Linked DNA regions of Homo sapiens: region 1 is linked to region 2. Evidence: chromatin loops called from intact Hi-C (ENCODE). Cell type or tissue: mammary epithelial cell. All regions are shown on one strand. Each heading gives the region's core, and the rest is flanking DNA. Links, peaks and the distances in the headings are about the cores only. Region 1 has its middle 160 kb from the start of LINC02386. Region 2 holds the start of LOC105369714 (a long non-coding RNA gene).

What was found. Peaks named below come from ENCODE experiments on the same cell type or tissue, not always from the same donor. Only the 100,000 strongest peaks of a DNase experiment are listed, where the experiment ranks them.
Region 1: a loop joins it to region 2, with 8 times the contacts of the local background. A loop is called at or near these places in 2 of 110 quality-filtered maps.

What each region holds. Positions count from the first base shown.
Region 1 is chr12:30,455,590-30,459,988 of GRCh38, forward strand. It overlaps the pseudogene LOC100422352. Among named protein-coding and RNA genes, the nearest start is that of LINC02386, 160 kb to the left of the region's middle. In mammary epithelial cell, for the core only: a CTCF peak has its summit at 2,291 (motif pointing left); a DNase peak (open chromatin) is centred at 2,242.
Region 2 is chr12:29,517,482-29,521,880 of GRCh38, forward strand. It overlaps TMTC1 (transmembrane O-mannosyltransferase targeting cadherins 1), which reads right to left. Exons shown (of 18, transcript NM_001193451.2): 12 at 3,137-3,239; 13 at 991-1,126; 14 at 1-90. LOC105369714 (a long non-coding RNA gene) reads left to right here and starts at 2,250. Exons shown (of 6, transcript XR_007063258.1): 1 at 2,250-2,339; 2 at 3,452-3,582. In mammary epithelial cell, for the core only: a CTCF peak has its summit at 2,308 (motif pointing right); no DNase peak of the experiment used is centred there.

The sequences.
Region 1 (4,399 bases), core at 155-4,154, 940 kb after region 2:
ATTATAATGAATTAATAAATCTTAATCCAAGAACTTAAAGAAAAATAAATCACCATTTATTTCTTTGCTTACATGTCTCTTTACACACTAGGTAATATGGAACTGGTAATATCTATTAATCAAGAAAATGTAGTTTAGTAGTGCTCTGAATGGAAGATATAATTTATTTAAGATCTTTAATTTTTTCAGATGATATGATATGAAATCCAACAACCTGCTTCTAAAGTGAATTTATGAAGAAAAGGCCAGTGGGAAGGTTTTTTGAGTCTGTGAATTCAAATGGAGACAGTATTAATGATGAGTGGGGCTGTAAAATCATCTATAAACAAAATAAAACCTATAAACCTAATTTCATTGTTCAGTCAAGCAATAGGCACAGGTGTTCCCACAGAAGGAAGAAAAAGAAATGCAGTACATTTTCTTTAGAATATTCCAAGATGTTAAGTTGGGCTCTGTTGCCTAGGTGCTAAATGAGGAAAGACTTTTTCATGTCCTGATGTTTTTTTATGTGGTAGAAGCTGTTTCTAAAATATAATAATGTTGATCTTTAACCACTTCATTTAGATATGTCTGACGTATAGAAATCTGTACATATTCATTGTATACATCTCAGTGAGTTTGGGGTTAGATGTACACCTATGAAACCATCACCACTGTCAAGGCCATAATCATATCCACCACTTCCCAAAGTCTCCTCCTGCCCCTTTTCTTGTTGGGTTTTGTGTGTGTGCGTACAGTAAGAACTCTTAACATAAGATCTACCAGCTTAGCAAATTTTAAGGATGCAATACAGTATTATTAGTTTTAGGCACTATGCATTAGAGTAGATCTCTCTCTCTCTCTCTCTCTCTCTTTCTCTCTCCTTCCTTTGAGATGGAGTCCCGCTCTGTCACTCAGGCTATACTACAGTGGTGCAATCTTGGCTCACTGCAACCTCCGCCTCCTGGGTTCAAACAATTCTCCTGCCTCAGCCTCCAGAGTAGCTGGGATTACAGGTGCCTGCCACCATGCCCAGCTAATTTGAGTATTTTTAGTAGAGACGGGGTTTCATCATGTTGGCCAGGCTGGTCTCGAACTCCTGACCTCAGATAATCCACCCGCCTCAGCCTCCCAAAGTGCTGGGATTAGAGGCGTGAGCCACCACGCCCGGCCCTTTGCCCCTTTCTTGAAAAATAGTTAGCTGTTTATGCCTGGGTTTATTTCTGGGTTCTCTAGTCTGACCCATTGGTCTATGTGTCTGCTTTTATGCGGGTACAATACTGTCTTGATTCCTGTAGGTTTGTAGTATAACTTAAAGTCAGGAAATATGACGCCCACGGATGATTCAGCTGTGCACATCCCTCAGTGTTCTGGGTGGAGTGAGACAGAAGTGGGCCTCCTGGGCAGGACCCCACAAGTTTGGGGAAGTCGAGTACTCACTTTCCCACTCGAGAGAAATCACAAGCTGAGGGGGTCTCTCAGCACCAAGCTGCGCCACCCTGAGGGAGGGTGACACAAGTAAAGTGAAACTGCTCTTCTTTTAAATGCATCCACTCTTGGATTTTTTTGGTCCAGTAGGGAGTCTCAGCTGGACTCCAGGGCTCCCACAGCAGTATTCTCGTCTATGGGTGGTTGCCAAAATTGGTATTTCTATTGGGAGGATGAGGGCTGGAGCCTCTTATTCTGCCATCTTGCTGACATCCCTCCCAGCCCTGTATGTGTAGTGGAGTATAAACATTCTCTGGGGCTCGCTACCATCACACTGTGTGTCTGGAGTTTCTGCCTCACCATTTCTCCAGCTCCAGGGATCTTCACCTGGCTCCTGCTTGTATCTCAACACCATTTTTAACTGCCCCAACTCCAATGAATTGCCAGTTTGTATCCTACTCCAGTTTTTATTCCTACGAAATCAGCTGTCTGTCCCCATTAAAACTGAGGTGGCCAATTCTATCAGCCCAGTTTCTCTTGCTTCCCTTCTGAGCAGATACCCAGTGGTTGGTCATTTTAGAAGTGTACCCATTATCTCATCCACTATCCCCTACCTCCCTCTCTTGATTTTCTTTGTTAATTTGCTAATCCCCAACACTGAACACACTCTTCTAATCTTTGTTCTTTTTCCTATTAAAAGGCCACAAGTTTTGCTGGCTAATGTCCTAAAAATAGACTACTCCTCAACAAATTTGTTCTCCTTATCCTCAGCTGTGTTGTAAAACTTGTTCCTCTCTAGCTGATGACTCATATGTCCCTGTCTTCTTCTGTTCATTTTATAGCTTTTCCTGATCCCCATGGCCTTACTCCATGGAAAACTTTGACGCCCCCTAGAGTTTAGTTGTAAGCATCAAATGAAATAAAATATCCGAGGTGCCTAAAGTCTGTGATGAGAGTTCATAGGTGCCATGTCTACTCTGCTAAGAAAGAGGCCATGTGGAATGAATGCCCTCAACTCGCTCTCTCTTTTGCAAGTTCTGTTTTCATCTGCATCCTCCTTCTTCCCTATGTCACAGAGAAAAAGTTGTGTCTATTGTGAAATATCTAAAATGATATTTAATAATGTTTGAAAAGGCAGCTTTTATCATTTATACAAATAAATGAAAAAATTAAATCACAAGTGAATATTTTGGATAATATAACTTTATCAGTAATTCCAGTCATAAGTGTCCCATTAGCTCATCCCAATCATTTCAATCTCTCAGTATCTCTCTCACCAGCTGCCACTGAATGGAGATTTTGATTCAAAAACTTCAGACAAGAAAAAGTTCTTAAAAACTGAACTTCTTAAAAATAATTTCAGCTTTTATTTTTGATTCAGGGGGTACATGTGCAGGTTTGTTGGGTATATTGTGTGATGCTGAGGTTTGGGGTAAGAACGATTCCATCACCCAAGTAGTGAGCATAGAACCCATAGTCCCCAGTGTCTACTCTTCCCATCTTTGTGTCCATGTGTACCAGTGTTTAGCTCCCACTTGTAAGTGAGAACATGCAGCATTTGAGTTTCTGTTCCTGCATTAATTCACTGAGGATAATGGCCTCAAGCTGCATCCACGTTGCTGCAAAAGACATTATTTTGTTCTTCTTCATGACTGTGTAGTATTCCATAGTTATATGTACCACATTTTATTTAATCCATCTCGATGGCAATTTAAGTTGATTCCATGTCTTTGCTATTGCGGTGAACATATGAGTGCATGTAAGACTGAACATTTCTATGCCAAACTGTTGTAGCCTGTCAGGGTTTACATAATCTCACAGAAACTTTTGTCTGTCTATACTACACTGGGTGTATATTAGCGGCAAGTAACAGAAACTGATTTTTCGATAACTTCAAGGAGAAGACGAATATATTGCAAAGGTGAGGGAGGCTCACAAAACTGAAGGGAACATTGAGGAAGCTGGCTTGTGGCAAATAAGAACTGGGTGATGTTATGGGCTGACTAATGTCCCCCAATATCTGTATGTTGAAGCCCTAATCCCCAATACCTCAGAATGTAACTATATTTGGAGATAGTCCTTTAAAGATGTTTTAAGTTAAAACAAGGCTGTTAGGACCAAATCCAATCTGGCCGCTATCCTTATAAGAAAAGGAAATTTGCACACACAGAGAGACAACACTTGTAGGTGAGTGGGTGGGCTCAGGGGAAACACCATGTGAGGACATAGCAAGAAGTCAGCCATCTGATAGCCAAGCAGGGAGGCCTCAGAGGAAACCAGCCCTGCCCACAACTTAATCTGGACTTCTAGTCTCCAGAACTGTGAAAAAAAAAATCCATTTCTGTTGTTTAAGCCACCAGCCTAGAGTGTTGTGTTATGGTTCTGTTATGGCAGCCCTAGCAATCTACAGGATGAGCTGACTACTACAGGAGGCTGGACAGTAAGCTCTAAACCACCGCTAAACAAATCGATCAACTCCCATTGCTTCTGTCTGTCCTCAATGGAAGTCCTGGAAGAGAGAATTCCATTAGCTGAGCTTGAATTTGGGTCACCTACCCTTGTCCCCACCAGGTTAGAGTCCATGATGAAGAGAGCAGAAGAAGTTTGAGGGACTCCCCAGGGAAAATCAGGTATGGCTAAGAAGGAAAAACCTATTCCAGTACCGCAAAAACAATGGCATATTCTCTATATTCTGCTTCTGATAAACTATTTTAAAGTAAATGTACCTGATTTTAAAACTTGACAATTTTACTTTTTCAGAAAATAAAAATTCACTTTGACATTAATGCCTTCCATTTCTTAATATGCTACATAGTACTAGGTAGGGAGCTTTGAAATTAACCTTTGCTTCTGAGTTTCATTCAGTTTCCATCATACCAGTCTACCTTAGCATCATGACCATAGACCACTTTGGACATGTTCTCTCTCACTACTCAGGGCCAGTCTTTCTGTAAAACAAATTTTAGCATCCAGAAATGTAACTTCCTTTTAG
Region 2 (4,399 bases), core at 306-4,305:
ATCTGCAAAGCCTCTTCGTATCGGCCAGTGTTGTAATACAGTGCTCCCAAAGGTGACAATATCTCAGCTTTGTGTGCCACCTGCAGGGCGCTGAGTTTGGAGAAAATCTAAATGACATTTCTCTTCTAATAGGTACATTTCCAAATGTCTAGGCTTAGATTTAGGGAAGACGGTCCATGGTTTGAACCTCTGCTCCAATACGGTCTTTGTTTTTATATCAATAACAAGGTTTTTGGCTTTTTCTTTTTTTTTGAGACAGAGTCTCACTCTGTCACCCAGGCTGGAGTGCAGTGGCACAATCTTGGCTCATGCAACCTCCACCTCCCAGGTTCAAGTGATTCTCCTGCCTCAGCCTCCTGAGTAGCAGGGATTACAGGTGCCCGCCATCATGCCCGGCTAATTTTTGTACTTTTAGTAGAGACGAGGTTTCACCATGTTGGCCAAGTTGGTCTTGAACATCTGACCTCAGGTGATTCGACCATCTTGGCCTCCCAAAGTGCTGGGATTACAGGCATGAGCCACCGCACCTGGCCAAGAACAAGGTTTTTACAAAATGATCATGATGCCATAGTTGGAACGTAAGAATGTCTTATTGACCTATCAATATGGAAACTGAGCCCCAAGGGTCTTTCTCATTAATTATGATGAATTTGTTCTCATGTGTGCATAGTTTTTCATGTATCCTCATTTTTTAAATTGCTGTTTATGATTGGGGTTGCAATCCATGGCTTCAGAAAACAACAAACTGACTAAAGTGGGAATTAAATTTCAACCTTGGTTCAGCACTATAGTCTAACCAGCAAGCCAAAGTCATGAATTATGATCCCATTTATATTGTGGTTGCTTTCTTTGGAGATAAAAATTTGTATCACCTGAATTGGCAAAATTTGCTAGTATTCTGAGAGCACACCTATTCTGATTAACTAAGAAGCTGATGAGTGATTGCTGAGGTTCCTGGGCAACTTATAAAGAAAAGAAAGGGAACTTTACCGCTTGTACCATTCTTCAGCCATGCTGTTCTCTCCCAGTGACCTGTAGAGTCTTCCCAAGTTCACCATGGCCACGTGATGACTGGGGCTAAGTTTGATGGCCTGCTGGTAATGGGCCACTGCCTTTTCTGGTAAGCCTGTAACCAGTGACAGGTTGGTAAGAGCAGAACATGCCTTTTTATAAAAGACATGAACATTTCACTTTCTCTTCTGACTTATAATTCTTTCTCATTATTACAGAGTTATACCAAAATTATTCAATATGCAAATTAGCTTGCATTTCAGCTTCTCATCCTGGCCATTGCCTAACTTTGAACAATTTCACTGTTCATTCATACTTCCAAAAAAATTAACAAAAAAGCAGTAAAAACTAAAACCTATTGTTTTAATTATATATATTATTTTAGTCGAAATTTTTCTGGTCATCGCTCTTGCTAATAGGATGCCTTCAGATTATTAGTGATTGTTATTTATCCAAGATATAACTGGCTCTCATTATATAAAAAATAGAACAGGCTACTGTAGAAATAAAACTGTCCAGAAGCAATTTCTAAGGGTCTGTCTCAATGAACTATACTTCAACATAGCAATTGAAGCATTACTTTAAATAACACATATCAGCTCTATAGTGAAAATCTCTTTTAAAATCATGCACTTTCATTTGAATGGCACTTAATTAATAAGACTTACAACATAATAATGCCACCATGCACTTGTCCAATGCATTATATATTTTTAAATACTTACATTTGTATGGTTTTTGCAGGTATTTTTTTATACAATTTAGCTGCCTTTTGATACTGTTTAGCTGTTTATCAGGATTTAAGAGATATTTAAAAAACCACACACAAAAATTTTCCACTTTACAGATATAGACACTAAAGTGCAAAGATATTCAACAGACTTGATAAAGATCCCAAGGCAAGTGAGAGTAAGGCCAGAAGCAGAATGAAGGCCCTCTACTCTGATAGGTTTCTTCAAAGTAGCTTCCTGGTGAAACTATATTCAGTAACTACACTTTAGAACACTGTGAAATTCTAAATAGAATGGAATGTCTATTATCTACACAGAAATCTTTTCAAGCGTATCTGTTTGAATACAAGTTTGACTAGGAGGTCCCTAGGAGCCTCTGTCTCTGGAGGCAGAGGCTCAATGTCATAGGGTGGTCACAGAGTTATCATTTTTAGGGGTGTGGTGGGGTGGGACTGTTGTTGAAGTAAAAGGAGGAGGGTTAGACCTGCCCAACTAGAGGTTTCTTCTAGTTTTTATATTTTTAAGACAGTTTATTATTATGTGGCCAATGAACCAGCAGGTGGCACTACACAACAATTTTACACAGGCAAAAATAAGGTAAGTTTCTTAGATGTATCAGAATGTAAATTTTATATTCTGTAAAACAAGAGAGCTCCAAATATCCTTGAAAATAAAACCCCTTTAAGCATTTCATATTGAAAAACTAATTAAACTAAATTTTGCTGCAGGGCAGCTAGTCTAGTAATCAACAAGAACAAAGTGGTGCTTTGGCCTTACATTTAAATATAATTTCATTACTTACATTGCATGCCAACAGTACAGAGGCACTACATAAGTCATAAAGAAAAGAGAATTCATGCCCAGTAATGTTTTGCATTAAGTAAGATAAAGTAAGTGTATTTTATATAGCACCTGTCATATAAGAGCATTGTATCAATTTTAATAATGCAGTTTCTAATGTACATCAAGGAAGGAATGATGGAACAATTCTGGAGGCTTTTAAAAAATATGTTATAGAAAAGTATTTACCATCTGCCAGTAACTGCTTTCAGAGGCAGGTTTTGCATCATTGTAGAGAAACATTTCATCATCATGGATTTATAAATATATATAAATAATATTCAAAGAAGATTGGGACTTATTAAATCATAAGGCTACTTCCTGTCCCCTGGGGAGTTTTCCATAGAGAAATGAGTATGAGAATGGCCAGATTTTACTGAATCGAGCTTGAAGATCTAGAGAAATGACAGCCCCGAGGTATAATGACTGTCAATAGTGTGAGCTTCCTGCCAAGCCCAGTGAATTTTACTTCTGAGGATTATTTGCCTTCCATTTTGCTTGATAAATTGTATTAGCTAATCTCAGCAGTACAGTTTCTCTTTAATTTCACTTACCAGTATCAACTAAGAAAACCCCATAGTTGTTGTGTAAATCTGAGCTGTCTGGACAGTTCTTTATTCCAGTTTGGTATATTTCTTCAGCTTCTTTAAACCGCTCCTTTAAAAAGAAAGAAACAAACAAAATAAGTGAGAAAGCTTTCTAAAACCAACAATAACTGAATATTAGGAGCAGGAAAAGCAAAAAAAAAATAAATCTTACTAAGCACCTAATATACAACAGGCTACTGAGATAAGGCACTATGAACTTTGTTTGAATTAAAGGCAATATTAACTGTGTACAAAATACCCAAAATTCATATCTGTATTTAGTTCCCTTAGGGCGAAAAAGATGATGTTTTCTCAAATGGGACCTTTGGAAGGATATGGACCTGTACAACATGCACGCCTACCGGGGAAAAAGGACTGAAAATAGTTGTTCGAATAGGATGCCCTTCACCCCGGTGACTCTCCATACGAAAACGGGGGATGCAAAAATGGTGGAATGTTTTCAGAGGTGGCAATGTGGTTGGGAGGCAGGGCAGTCTGGGGAATTTGTTTTCTAGCTGCATTTGGATAGATGACTCTCTTTTTATCTATATACTGTACTGCTTGTTTTGGGAAGTTTTTGAGGGAAGTAGAGAGGGGAGGCAGATGCAGATGTTGGGGAGGGCTCTGCCCTATCCTTTCATTACTTGAAGTATGTCTACAGCCCACCAGACTGGTGGCTACTTCCCATACTCAGTCCATGCTTTCCACCTCTGAGCTGCTCCCTCCAACAGGTTTATATGTCCCCTCAAGGGTGTACCTCCAACCTGTGTGGCAAGGTTCAGGTCGATCACCACATCTCTCATTCTAGGGCTCCAATTCTAATTGCCCTTGTGTTCTCTTTGTCTAAAGATTCACTTTAGCAAACTTTAGTAATTCTGAGTTACTTTTTAGGTACATTTTTCTTTTTCTTTCTTTCTTTTTTTTTTTTTTTTTGAGACAGAGAGTCTCACTTTGTCGCCTTGGCTGGAGTGCAATGGGGCGATCTCGGCTCACTGCAACTCCTGCCTCCTGGGCTCCAGTGATCCTCCCACCTCAGCTCCCTGAGTAGCTGGGATTACAGGCATGTGCCACCATGCCCAGCTAATTTTTGTATTTTTAGTAGAGATGGGGTTTCCCCATGTTGGCCAGGCTGGTCTCAAACTCCTGGCCTCAAGTGATCCGCCCGTCTTGGCCTACCAAAGTGCTGGGATTACAGGCATGAACCACTGCACTTGGCCCTTTTAGGCATAT